Regions from separate parts of the Homo sapiens genome. Here region 2 is linked to region 1. The links are chromatin contacts, found by Hi-C in ENCODE. All regions are on one chromosome and are shown on one strand. Each heading gives the region's core, a stretch centred on a gene start or an enhancer-like site at or near the end of the contact. The rest is flanking DNA. Distances are from core to core; before and after follow the strand shown. Region 1 overlaps TTI1 (TELO2 interacting protein 1). Region 2 overlaps KIAA1755.

Region 1 (6,782 bases), core at 1,634-4,133:
TCAGGAAGCACAGAGCCACTCTGAAAGCTCCTCTCTAGCAAGGGTGCAGGGCTCTAACTGTATTGTCTATATTAACCTCAACTCGGTCTCATCTTGTTTTTGCTGTTATTTTTCCATTTAAAAAATTTCTTCACTTCCTTCCTTTTTTCTTTGTTGCAAACAATTTATAAGATGTTCCAAGTCATTTTCGGAATAAGAAGAAATTTAAATAATGATTCACAACTACTATTTAGTGACTTTTACTCTGTGGTGGTATTTTGTGCTACCTGACTTTACTGAATCCTTGTCGTCATTGTAGTAGGTGAAATAAGCAAAATAACATACATGCTTTTTTCGGTCTTATAGATGAGAAAACAGAGACTTTGAGAAGTGAATTAATTTGCCAAGGTTATCTTGTTATTGAACAACAATGTGAGGCCTTGGTAGTTATCTCTGAAAATCTTCAACTCTCAACACAGCACTTGGCTCATCATAAGAGACCCAATAAAAATCTTTTAAAATACATCTATACAATAAGACAAATAGAGATCATCTCCCTGGCTACTTTATTTACTCAGTACTGAGACAACATTTACTTCCACGCCTCTGAGGTGTTCGAGAGGGATGACAGAGCCTGCAGAATGAGGAAATGACTACCCTGTGGTCGACCACAGCCTCTGATGACCAAAACCCACTTTGTGCAGGCGGTGCTGCGACCAGGCTCGATCTGTCATCGAGAACATTCTGCTCCCAACCTGGCACGGCATGCACTGTGCACACACACCCCACGCTTGGCTTTCCTACCGGGTGGTAAGATGGTTGACCCTGGCAGGTTATCAGTGACATGACAACACCAAGGAAGAAGGGACAGAATTGGCAGCACTGAATTTAAGTAGATTTAAGTAGCCCAGAGGTCCCTGCCTTCAGTTCTGAAACCCAGCAACCCACTTTGTTTGTAATCTGCCTGCCAGATGTCTCTTATCTTTGACACCATGAAATCAGGCCTATATATGCACAGTGAACAGCTCCAGATCTGAGTGTATTTTTAGAACAATGGGACTCAAAAAGAAAACCAGCAATGCCTGTCAAAAGATGGATAATAGGAAAGCTAACTACTTGGGTTTGGATTTGTCAACTATTAATCAAGTGTCAAAAGGAAAAAATATTAGGTGTGTCCTCATTTCCATGCTGGGTGCAATCCAAGGGGGAACAGCTTTGCAGTCCAAGCTCAGCCAAACTGCCCACACCATTTAAGGGGATGAGCTACTAATTTCAAGCTCAGCTGAACTAATGGATCACCTCTGTGGCTCCTCATCCGTTCAAATATAATAGGCTCATGTGTGGGTAAAGAGAGGAGTTGGGGCTCTGACAGGGATGAAATGAATGAGCCTGTGCCGGTCTGTGTTCGTCCAGGGTTTGAAGGCACCAGCTGGTTCTTTGATGGGATGGGATCCTACTGCTAGAAAGAGAGCAGGGAAGTCAGTCTGTAAATGAACCTTCAAACCCGGTCCTGACTTCTGCAAACAGTGGTGGCACAATTAACATGAAAAAGATCCTTTTGAGGTGAAATCCCCAGTTCAGATTTTAGTAAGGATGAAGCAGGCTTACAACTAGAAATTCTGTGGCCAGTGTCTATGTGTATGAGTAACATACACATCATGTATAACATATTTGGGAAATTTACATACATGTACCCCACATAGGTGTGTACACAGATGTAAATATACCTTCAGAACATAAGCAGAGGGTAGAGGCCCCTATCTTGTTCCCTCTAATTCCAGTCCCTAGAACAGTACCTGGAGACTCCTTGGACATACTAACGTGATTCATCCACAAGCACCCTATGAGAATGGAGTTTTCATCACCCCCAGTTTACAGAGGAAGAAAATGAAATGAAGCTAAATCATTTGCTCAAGGTCACATGGCCAGTAAGATCTGAACCTCGGTTTGTCCAAAGCAAGACTGCTACTTTTTCTCTCACACACAATGGCGAGGCAGAGGGAGCTGGAATGGCAACCTCCCCAGCGCCCCATCAGGGGCTACAGCAATAACAGCATCCAGGACTTGCGTGGCCAGAAGGTACACCAGCTGGTCACCACCTGCTGGCACCCTGCATCCCTATCTGGGCTCTGGGGTTAGCAGGTGGGAGTAGGACTGGGGGTGGAGGCCAAGCATCCTAAAAGCTTTATTTTTCTATTATGAGACTTGTTGGGCACTGACTTCATCTTCTTCTTTTTTTTTTGAAACAGGGTCTCACTCTGTTGCCCAGGCTGGAGTGCAGTGGTGTGATCACGGCTCACTATGGCCTTAACCTTCCAAGGCTCAGGTGATCCTCCTGCCTCAGCTTCCCAAGTAGCTGGGACAACAGGTGCACACCACCACGCCTGGCTAATTTTTATATGTTCAGTAGAGACAGGGTTTCGCTATGTTGCCCAGGCTGGCCTGGAGCTCCTGAGCCCAGGTGATTCTCCCACCTCAGCTTCCCAAAGTGCTGGGATTACAAGCGTGAGCCACAGCACACGGCCTGACTTCATCTTTTCAAAAATTTGAAAAGTATTGTCTAGTTTTGTTTCCTTTTAGCCCAGGGTAAAAGGCTCATTGGATGATATAAAACCTCACTGCAAAAGCCAGGGAGTCTCAGAGTCTGCTAAGAGATTGGCCCAAGGAGTATGGTTTTAATGGAGTTCAACTAGGCTAAGTACATGTATGGACTTGAAGGACAAACAGAAATTTGGGGTGTATGCTCTCTTTTCAAATTCCTTTCACGTACAGGAGGCAAAAGCTACCTGGACAGAAAGGCACAGAACTGTGAAGGCCCAGGGCATGCCGGGAGACATCCTGGAGACTGAGAATTTCAATCAGCAAAGTTTGCCACTGCAGTTGGCTGAGATGGGGGTGTGGCTGATCTGACCTGTTGTCTGTAATCCAACGCCTACCCTCAGGGACACTGTCTTATTTTTAGCTCCTGGTATGCTAAGCCCTCCTCCCACACCACAAATATGATTTGCACATTTGTTATCCATTGAAGTTACTTAACTAGAGGGACTTTGGGGGAGCTGGCTTTTTTTTTTTTTTTTTGCATTGCCAGTTAACAGTGACACCTGGTGGTAACACACAGCAAGGTCACATCCTGCCCCCACCATCCCCTGCCCCTCCCCCATGCCTCCCCCAGTTGGAAGATTTATGCCCCCTCCATACAAGGCACATTTGCTAGATAAAAGCATTAAACTGGAATGGCATCTCCGTTCTTAGCATTTACAACCTCGGTTACATCAACCACCCCCTGATCAATGTCCATTTCTAGAGTTTACTGCCTGGATGTAAAAGCCTGCCACAAAGGCTATATTTAATATGGCAAATTAAAAAAGCAAACACTGGTTTGGTCATTCTTTGGAGCCAGGAAAAGCAAATGGGAGCAAGGAAAAACCCAAGCATGATGCACATAAAGATGAACTCTCATGGGGCTGCTAAGTCTGCCTCCACCCCAACTCGATGAAGGCGCCCCTTGGAGGTCCTAAGCCCACCTGCCAGAGGGGCCCACAGACATGGCTGTTCTACAGGGCTGGTGCACATCCCTCTCCTTCCAGAAGACAGGAGGCCTGGGAGCAGCCTCCTGCCCTGAGAGCTTCCCTCACCAGCCCTCTGGCAGACAGGAGAGCCACTTCCAAAGCAAGCTGGTCATCTGCCTAGGGTCGGAAACTCACTACCTCTGGCTTTTCTGAATACTAAGCCAAGGTTCCCACTTGGGCCCTTGCAACGAACACAGCTTTCTCTTCTCCCATGAGGGTAAGTGTGTGTAAGTGTGTCACTCTGACTGCAGTATGGAGAATACCTAGAGGGGCAGGACTGGAAGTGGGACCAGTGGTGAGGTCTGTTGTTCTGGTGGGAGATGATGGTGGCCTGGCCTGGCCTAGTGGTTTGGAGGTGTCGTTTTGAGAGCAATTTTCCAAGTGAGGTAGGCGGGCTTTACTTTTGGTCATGGATGTAGGGTGTGAAGGAAAGAGAAGAATTAAGAACAAACAACAGGATGGATGGCAGGGCCATGTGCTGAGATGGGACTCCATCTCATGCAGGGGACTTGGTTCCTCAGTACTAGTAGGTATGACAGACTGCACTCTGTCACCTAGGCTGGAGTACAGTGGTGCGGTCTTGGCTCACTGCAACATCCGCCTCCCAGGTTCAAGTGATGCTCCTGCCTCAGCTTCCCAATTAGCTGGAATTACAGGTTCCTGCCACCATGCCCAGCTAACTTTTTGTATTTTTAGTAGAGACAGGGTTTCATCATGTTGGCCAGGCTGGTCTTGAACTCCTGACCTCGTGATCTGCCTGCCTCAGACTCCCAAAGCGCTGGGATAACAGGCGTAAGCCACCCACCGCACCCAGCTGCCAGGTATGACTTTTCCATACTAAGTGGCCCACCCACCCACCCCTCTCTCCATGCGGTAATGAGGCTCACAGAGAGACCAGGTTTCCTATTGTCTCAGGCTTCTTCTCCCACTTAGAGAGCTTATTAATTTCAGCATCAAGATGCCAAATCAGCTCTTGATCAAGGATCAAGACTGATTTTTTTTCCCAACTTCAAGATAAGTTTGCAAGTGACATGTGTGAAGCAATCCACCTAGCTCTTCCTCCCCCTCCCTGCCCATCAGGAGGGAGGCCATCTGACTCAACACTTGAACGGAATGTGCTGGAGCAAACAAAGGGAGCTGCGGTCAAGTGGTGGGGCTGCGTGTTCCTCCACCTGAGGCTCCCTGAACACCAGCTCAAGATTCAGCAAGGTCCAATTCCGGGTTTAATTGCTTTCAGCAGCAAAAAAGAGAACTAGAAATGAAAAGATAATGAATTGAGAATATTAGCTTATTTGATGGTTCTAAACTTGAAGGATGGGATGGAGTGGGTGTAGGAAAAATAGAATGGATGGGGAATGTGAAAATCAGACCTTTAACTCTTGGTTGTAATAGGCATCTAAAAGGATTTACTTCAAGATAAACTCATTATGTTCTTGAGTTGCACTTTAAGTCACAGCACAATCAGCTCCAGGGGCACCGCCCAGGGAGGACTATTTTCACCCTAAATTGATTCTGTACGGAATAAAAATGCCTGGGGACAGAAGCTGCTTAGGATGCGCCCCTGTGCTCATGAAACTATGACTGATTCTGGGACTAAGGGATGTGACGGGAAAGGGACAGGAAGAAAAAAGGAAATGGGAAATCAAGAGCAAAAAACAGCAAAGGACAATAAATCAATTCAAGAAGATATTACCATCACTCCCAGGGAGTGCAAGGTTTCTAAGGAGCAAGCTGGCTCTCCTCACTGCACAGTCAGAGCAGCCTTTCCACTCCTCAGGGAATGAGTTGACTCCTAACTCCCACCCCACTGAAGAGGATCAGAGATGTGCCTCTAGAAGCTAGGAAGATGCAGGGATTCCGCTGCAGGCGTGAAGCTGGTGAGGCTGAAGGAGCTGCAGGGCTCAGAGCGGCACAGAGTGCCAGGCCCAGCTTTCGCCCCAGCAGCAGACCTACCCTGGGATGGCAGTTCCAGGATGCAGGCTGCTCCCACCTGGAAGGAAAGCTTGGAGAAGAGGGGCAGAGTAGATTTGGGGTCTCATGTCTGGGGAATGCTGTTGTGCTGAGTTTTAGCTCTTAGTCCTAAAGTAACCAGCAACAGCTTCTTCTCCTAGAGGTGATACAGCTTTTCTCAAATAAGCATGGTCAAACTCTTAGAAATTGGAATCATCTAGTTTCAGAATCAGAAAAGGCCCTTTAAGCCATTAGTCTGGCAACTCTTAAGGTTCTTCGGGTCACAGATTCCTATTAGAACCTATGAATGGTTCCTATTAGAAAAAGGCACATGTGCACCTGCCTGCACACAAACAATTTTGCTTTGCACTTGTGAGGGTTCATGGCACCGATGCCCATCTAAGACCTGCCGTGGAGTCGACATATGCCATATCAGGAACCCAGCACTTTCACTTTGCTGTTGAAGAAGCCAAGGCATGAAGAAGTGCCAGGCACCTGGTCTCCAGGCCTAGAAGCAGATTCCCCTCCAACCAGGAGGGTGCTGAGTCCTCTCTAGCACACCGTCTTTCTGCTTCTTGACCCTCTGGAATTGTTGCTGACTTTGCAGCAGAGGAAAAGGTTACTGGCAAAGAGAAACACATCTAGTAAAAATACCATCTCTAGTGCTGGCACAGTTAAAGAATTATCTTAACCTGGCAGGGTGACAGAGAAAAGAGCAGAGATGCCTCAACTCTGCTTGCCATTAGCAAATCATCTGTAATTTAGAACAAACGTAAAGGGATGCGGGTGATCAGGCAGACGTACCTCCTGGCAGCCTCTTGTAATTTCACGGGCTGTTTGACACTGAGGTAAATCAAGCAGGCATCAGCCACTTTATTCAGGTCACCCTCACCTGCAGAAAAGAAAAACAAAACAAGCATCAGCCCTTACACTTCATTTGGGACAAGCAGTGACCAACTGTGTCTGGAGAAACTGCAACAGCTAGGCAAGATGCTCTGGGCTCTCTACTCCATCCCGCCAAAGAACACATCAAGATAAATGGACAAATGAGGCCAAAATAAGACGGAAGGAGGTACACAGAGGGGAGGGGAGGGGGGCACGACTGAGCAGAGGGCATGATGGCAGGGGTGAGACAGATGCTAAGTGTGTGTGTTCAGGTGGAACTGCCTGGTACCCACCTAGGTCCAGTCTCTCACAGAGGGGGCCCAGGCCCTGTAAGACAGCCAGCTGCAACTTGAAGGCCAGCGTGTGCGAGTAAACTGGTCCAGCCCTGGCACTGATGGG
Region 2 (6,782 bases), core at 4,283-6,782, 230 kb after region 1:
AGTGGGGCTGAAATTGGCTGAAATCAGTGGGCAAGGCAAAGAAGCTACCAGATGTCTTTAACCCTGGAGGCACTACTCCTCTTCTTCCTCCTCTTAATGATAATAATAATATTGATGTTAATAACAATTCTGAATTTGAACAAAGCCCTGTGCCAGGGGTTACTTCCATTGAAATCTGTCATTAGCTGGTAAGGCTGGCAGTAGAGCCAGATGGTCTGGGTTTGAATCTCTGCCCACTCAGTTAGCTGTGTGACCCTGGGTGAGTTATCTGACCTCTCTGTTTCCTTAGGTGGAAATGGGCATAATAGTAGTACCTGTCTCATAGGATCGGGGCGACAATAAAATGATACGTGAAATGACTAGAACAGGGCCTGGCTTGTCATAAGAACTACACGGCCATTAACTATGGTCTTAGCAAAGAGCTGAGGCCTAGAGCAGTGAAGACTGTGGTTGAGGTCACAGAGCTCACGCAAGGACATGAAGCCCCAGACTCCAAGGCTCGGATTCCGCCTGTATCGTGCTCTTAACTGTACACAGCTGGAACTGGGGGAGCCCTTTGCTGCCACTGCCAACATCTGCCTCCCTTGCCCACTGTCCCAAGGAGACAGAGAGTGCCCTGTCCTCCCAGGGCCCCAGGCGTGAGTTGACCAGAGTCCCTCCTGCTGCCCTCTGAAGCAGCCTGTGATCGCTGTGGCCTGCACGTGGGGCTGGCCTGACAGCTGGGAGGCTGGGGTCAGGTCTTTCTCATGCTTTGTCCTTGGTGACAAGTGCAAGGGGCAGCCAAGGGCACTGGGTCTGGGCCAGCCATGGGGGTCCCTGTCCCAGCTGGACCACACTCTCCCAGGCTGCTCCTTTGTCCCCACAGACCTCAGTTTTCCCATAATTTTTTTTTAAAGAGAGATTTGGCTACATGAATTTAGGACAGGTGGCAGCTCCTAAATCAAATCATCCTTCACCACTGCCCTCTTTGGGCAGTTTTCTCATCTGTAAAATGGGAACAACATTGGTTCCCTGTCATCAAAGAGGTATGGATAAGAATGAAGTCAAGTAAGGTGTGTGAAGTGCTCACAGGAGGTCTGGCATGGTGTACACACTCAGAAATGTGCACTCCCCTCCCAACAACCCCTCATCCTCACCATGGTCAAGCCTGCTTGGTGAAGGGATCTGTCGTCATTTCTCTTCTCTTTGGGGAAGCATATAAGGCATGTCACGGGGTACCACAGACACATCTATGTTCAAATCTCAGCTCTTCCCCTTCCTCTGTTTTTTTCCTGTTACAAGACTTGGGGAGTGAATCACGATGAGCCTCCGACTGTGTCTGGGTATCCCTGTCCCTGCTGTGCCCCCAGCCAGGGGATGGGGGTGGTGTCTGTGCAAGTGGGTGGGGGGGGGCTGTGTCTAGGTATCCAAGGGATGGGGGCGGTGTCTATGCAGTCAGGCCATGGGGCTGTGTCTAGGTATCCCTGTCCCCACCATAGCCCCAGCCAGGGGATCGGGGGGTATCTGTGCAGGTGGGCCGCGGGGCTCACCCTCTTGCAGAAGCGGTGCAGGTGGAGCAGCGTCTCGAGGTCCGTGCGTTGCCGCTCGGCCGCCATGTAAAAGTGGGTCAGCTCAGCCTGGAAGGCCCGCTGGGTAGAGGCAAAGGCTGCCAGCTCTGGGAACTCTGCACGTTCTGCCTCCCCAGCCCCTCTGGCTGTAGCTCCCAGCTGAGCGGCCTGCTTGGACAGCTCCAGGCCTCGGCGGTACTGGGCCTGAGAGGGGAGAGGAGGGGGCGCCCACTCAGCACCCACCTTGGCTGGGGCCTCCCTCGGAGGTCAGCAACCTCCAGCTGCCTTGCTGGCGAGCCAGGAGACTTCCTGAGCTTCAGTTTCCTCATCTGTAGAATGGGGACCCTAATAGCACCCACCTCACAGGGCTTAGCTCCTGGTGAGGGTTGAACAATTAAGAGCAGTTATCACGCTTCTGGAAGTCTCCAGGCCCTCGCCATGGCAGTTCACTTTGCCTAGCCGGGCTCTGCTTAGATGTTCCTTCTGGAAAACTTCTCTGACTCCAAAGGCTCCTGCTCTGAGTCCCCACATTCTCCCTTACTGTGCGCTTCCCTGTTTGTCCCCGCCCCCGCCCCCGCTCCCCACTGGCCTGAGAATTCCTGAGCGCTGATACGGGGCTGAATCACCCTGTGGTCCAGAGCCTTGTCACATCGCATCACGTTGATGCAGCTTCCCTGCCCTCCAACCCCCGGCTCTGTGAGGCTGAGTTATTAGGTCTAGGATGGGGCCCTGGAAACTGCATTTTAAGAAACCCTCTGGGGGATTCAGAATATTCTTTGGGCTTGGCCATCTGGTAAGAATCTCTGGGGGAGATAACATCTCAGCTGAACTCTGCAATCCAAGCTGGTTCCCTCACTGTCTCTGGAACTTTTCTTGCTCTTTCCCACCTCCACAGCTTTGCCCTGGCAGTGCCACCCCCTCTAACGCCCTCTCCATCTGCTCCAGTCCTGCTCCTCTGTTGTCTGGAACGCACTGCAGCCTGGAGGAAGAAGTTCTCAAATTCTGCGTGGGCTTTCTCCACTGTCTCCAAACTTCCATCCTTGGGGGTCAGTGATTGCAGGCACCGCCTTCCTTCCTGCTCCATCCAGTCGCTGACCTGGGGCAGGAGAGGCAGATTTGGACATGAGGGGCTGCTAGGAGACCTCCCTTGTCCAGCTCCCCCACTTCCTTGCAGGCTGAGGTCTTCTGTCTTCACTCATTCAGTGGCTAGGCCTGTGACCACTGGCTTGGACTGAAATTCTCCCAATTCTGGGCGTGGGAAGAAATGACTTGGGGAGGGGGAGTGTGTGGTCATGTTCTTCAAAGCGGGACCCTGGAGGGCATCTGGCCTGGCCAACGCCCTCAGTGCACAGTTATCTGAATGAAGGCACAGGGTGGTGAACTTCAGGCTACTCTAACCACTCAGAGACGCCGGATCATAAAAGGGGTGGCCTCAGGGGTGATGAGCTCCCTGTTCGGGTGTGTGTGTGTGTTTGTGTGCGCGTGCACATGCAAACAGTGCTGGAGAAGAAGCTGCAGGCTGCAGAGGAAAGTCCATGGGCCTGCTGGGAACTCACCATGTGAACATGGTAAGCCACTCCCCCTTTCTGGGCCTCAGTTTACTCAGTGGTAAAATGGGGTAGACATGAAGATTCAATGAGGGATAGAGGGTATATAATGGCTCTCAACCCCGAGTGGAAGTTCCTTTCTTATTCTGGGGCATCTTAAAGAGCCTATTCACTCACTTTATCTTCACAGATCCAATGTAGCACGTACTGATATTACCCCCCATTCAACAAATGAAGATACTGAAGCACTGAAGAGTTAAACATCTTGTCCAGGGCCACACCACGAGTAAGTGCTGGAGCCAGGAATGAACCAGGGCTGTCTGATGCAGGAGTGTGCCGTGCCCCACAGCTCCAGGCTGACAGGAATGTGTTGGTTCTCGGCACCGGCAGTCAGATGAAGCCACACCAGGTGCAGGTTCCAGAATCAGACCCCGAGATATGCAACCACAAGCAGGTAACATAATGTCTCCCAGCCTCAGTTTCCTCATCTGTGCAGTGGATGAAATCCTAGCACCTTCCCCATGAGTTCAGAAAGCAATGATGTTCACAACGGCTCTGGCCCAGGGCTTGGCACAGAGTTGGCGCTCAATAAGTGCAGCTCTTGGGGCTATGTTTTCACCCACTGAGCACTTATTGAGCACCAGGTCATGTGCTACGCCCCAAGGATGCCTGCCTGGCCTTTGAAGGATCGCCAGCTTGGTGTCCTTTCTCCAGAACAAAGCACCTGACTAGGGACGGGCCCAGAGTCGGGGCTTTCCTGTGGAATGTGGCCAGGCAGAACCCCCACACCCCAAGCCAGACACCCCTTTCACCTGGTGAATGGCAGCTTCCAGGCGGCCCAGGCGGACACGGAGCTCCAGCTTCCCCAGGAGGCTGTTGGAAGCGGTGACCAGAACATGAAGCTGCTCGTCCACAAGGCTGTACAAGGCAGTGGCTGCAGCCAGATGGCTCCTGGGAGGTGGGCGGAGGTGAGAAAAGGCCTCTGTTGCCCTCTTCACCCTGCTGTACTTCTGTCCCGCATAGGCCTGCCCCTCCATCTCTGTGGCCCCAGCCTGGGTTTCCAGCTAACTTGCTGTGTGACTGTGGGCAGGCCCTTCACCAAGGGCCTCAGCCTTGGTCTTCCATGGGACTGGGAGGACAAGAGAACACAGTAGGAAGTGAACTGACCCTCCCCCTTCCCTAGAAGGGAATGAAGCTGGCCGGACAGATCTGGGTTCAAAGCCCAGCTCTGCTGCCTTCTAGTAGGAGGCTCTGTGCAAATTTCTCAACCTTTCTATGTCTCTGCTTTTTATTCTGTGAGGTGGAGATAATCACAGAACCCACTTCATAGCATGGTTGTAAGGATTAAATGATCTAACGCCCTGGCCCTCAACTCTAGCTATACATTATAACCTGCCCTGGGAGCTTTAACAAATCTTAGTGCCCTGCCCCAGGCCAACAAAGTCAGACTCTGAGTGCAACCAACACACTGATGTTTCCCTTTTTTTTTTTTTTTTTTTTTTGAGACGGAGTCTCACTCTGTCACCCAGGCTGGTCACCCAGGCTAGAGTGCAGTGGCGCGATCTCCATTCACTGCAACCTCTGCCTCCTGGGTTCCAACGATTCTCCTGCCTCAGCCTCCTGGGTAGCTGGGATTACAGGCACGCACCACCATGCCGGGCTAATTTTTGTATTTTTAGTAGAGACAGGGTTTCACATATTGGCCAGGCTGGTCTTGAACTCCTGACTTCAGGTGATCTGTCTGCCTCAGCCTCCAAAAGTGCTGGCATTATAGGCATAAGCCACCACGCCCGGCTGAGACACTGATGCTTTCTAAAGCACCTCAGGCGGTTCCAGGGACAGCCAGGGCAGAGAACCAGCGCTCATGCGTGCAAAACACTTAACACAGTGCCCAGCGCACGATGTTTGTCAGGTCCGTGCTATTTCTATTGCAATGGTGGGAAGTAGCTGCAACATGCCTGCCGGCCCTGCCTCCATTTCACAGATGGGAAAACTGAGGTCAAGGGAGGGGAATCGACTTGCAGATGACAACCTGAGTTGGAACCCCACCCAGGGCTGTTTCTGCACATAATTTTAAAAAATGCTCAAAGCCACAAGTCACTAAGGAAGAAGTGTGGATGGGATTTCAGGCATGGTGATATTTGTGTGAAGGGAGGAATCTCCAACCCTGCTCTGCCCTCCTCTGCCTTCAGAGGGAAAATGGAAGAGAGAAGATGGAAGAAAAGCTTTTGACTTCCTGGAGGGTGCTTTGCTCTACCTCAGCCTCCCCATCTGACTGCAGCTCCCCACGGGTTGCCACCCTTGCAGGGAAGAGGTGTGGCCCAGGGTGCGTGAATAGGATAGAAAATCTCTGCCTGCCTGGAGAGGGAGGGACGGAGGGACGGGGACAGCCTAGGGGCTGCAGGGACCCGCTGCAGAACAAACGCCCACAGCAGCTCATGTGGGACCACAGTGACCCCTGCTGGAGATGCTGGTAGCTGCGGGTCTGCGGGGCCTCGGATGGACAGGAGGGGCCTGGGCTGGTGGGGCAGGTAAGGGTGGAAGAGGCTGAGAAAGGCAGTGCCAACCCCCACCAGGCACTGAGGGGCAGGGAGATGACCCCATACCAGTGCTGCCCGTGCGTCCATCTGTGTAAGCCTGCTCTCAAGTCTAGTGCAGCTCTGGGTGGTGTGTTCAAGATTCTGGGACCAGACTGCCTGGATTCAAGTCCGGGCCCCACCACATCCCAGCTATGTGACCCTGGACTAATCACTTACCTTCTCTGAGCCTCAGGTTCCTCCACTGTAAAATAGGCATAATATCTGCAGCTACCTCGGAGTGAATTAAGTGAGCTGGTATTTGTAAATCCCTGAGAAAAATGCTGGACACATACAAAGTGCTATTTAGGTCTTGGTTCTGTAAACAAAATGTTCTTAAAAGCTCATGCATACCAGCCCTTGACTTTGAATATAAGTAGCTGTGTTCTAAGAGGGTGAAAATACTTGCAATTACTGACCAATTTAATGACTGACTTTTCCCCACCCCCTAAATTTAAGAAAGCTGGGACTTTCCAGGAATGTCTATAATTTATTCTGGCTCTGAGACCCCTGAGACACCATGAGGTTCTCACAAGTGTGTCTGAGCAGCCTACCGGGAAAGGCAGGGCCGGGTAGGGGTTAAATGCCCAGAAGGCCTGGCTTCAAATCCCTTACCAGCCGCTGTCTAGCTGCTATTTCCCTTCGCTGAGCCTCAGTTACCCATCAGCCAAATGGACAATGTGGACCTCACAGGGTTCTTGCCAGAAATAAATGAGGCAGGCTCTTGCAGGGGTTCAGCGTGGTGTGTGGGTCAGAGAAAGTGCTTTTCCAAAAGGGTGACCAGAAATGGGTAGGCGACATCCTCTGATGCCCATCCCAGGCTCAAGATGGCTGGGGCTGAAGGAGGGAAAGCAGAGAAGGGGCGAGGAAATTGCCAGGGCTCAGGGCAGGTTTCTGTGACCAGGCGTCAGCCTGGGATACAGGCCCTGCAACTACTGCAAAGCTGGGCGCCCTCGGGGCTCAGCTATGTGTGCCCTAGGTGGTGTGGTCCCAGCTCCAAGCTCCTGGGCCAGAAACAGGATGGGGTGGAAGAGGAAAGGCCTGGACGTCTGTACCTGACATCAGGGCTGAAGTCCAGCCTGCTGGCATCATGCTGCAGCCTGGCCAGGGTG

Evidence for each region. Hi-C counts contacts between places; a loop is a spot of excess contacts on that map. Pooled maps may share reads with other maps.
Region 2: a map of PC-9 shows a loop between it and region 1 (7-fold over the local background). The contact joins two enhancer-like sites. A Hi-C loop is called at or near these places in 4 of 168 maps with a recorded cell type or tissue (PC-9, endothelial cell of umbilical vein, mammary epithelial cell and 1 more), 15 of 37 single-sample maps with no recorded cell type and 17 of 50 pooled maps.

Annotation. Positions count from the first base shown.
Region 1 is chr20:37,990,073-37,996,854 of GRCh38, forward strand. TTI1 (TELO2 interacting protein 1) reads right to left here. Exons shown (of 8, transcript NM_001303457.2): 6 at 6,677-6,782; 7 at 6,303-6,390. Among named protein-coding and RNA genes, the nearest start is that of TTI1, 40 kb to the right of the region's middle. RefSeq lists an enhancer at 513-592. Within about 2 kb of position 2,884, at least 11 of the 41 ENCODE cell types and tissues checked have a DNase peak (open chromatin) inside an H3K27ac peak, as active enhancers do.
Region 2 is chr20:38,215,724-38,222,505 of GRCh38, forward strand. KIAA1755 reads right to left here. Exons shown (of 14, transcript NM_001029864.2): 10 at 6,726-6,782; 11 at 3,907-4,045; 12 at 2,521-2,643; 13 at 1,530-1,751. Among named protein-coding and RNA genes, the nearest start is that of KIAA1755, 42 kb to the right of the region's middle. RefSeq lists enhancers at 1,792-2,991, 3,406-3,907. Within about 2 kb of position 5,533, at least 2 of the 41 ENCODE cell types and tissues checked have a DNase peak (open chromatin) inside an H3K27ac peak, as active enhancers do.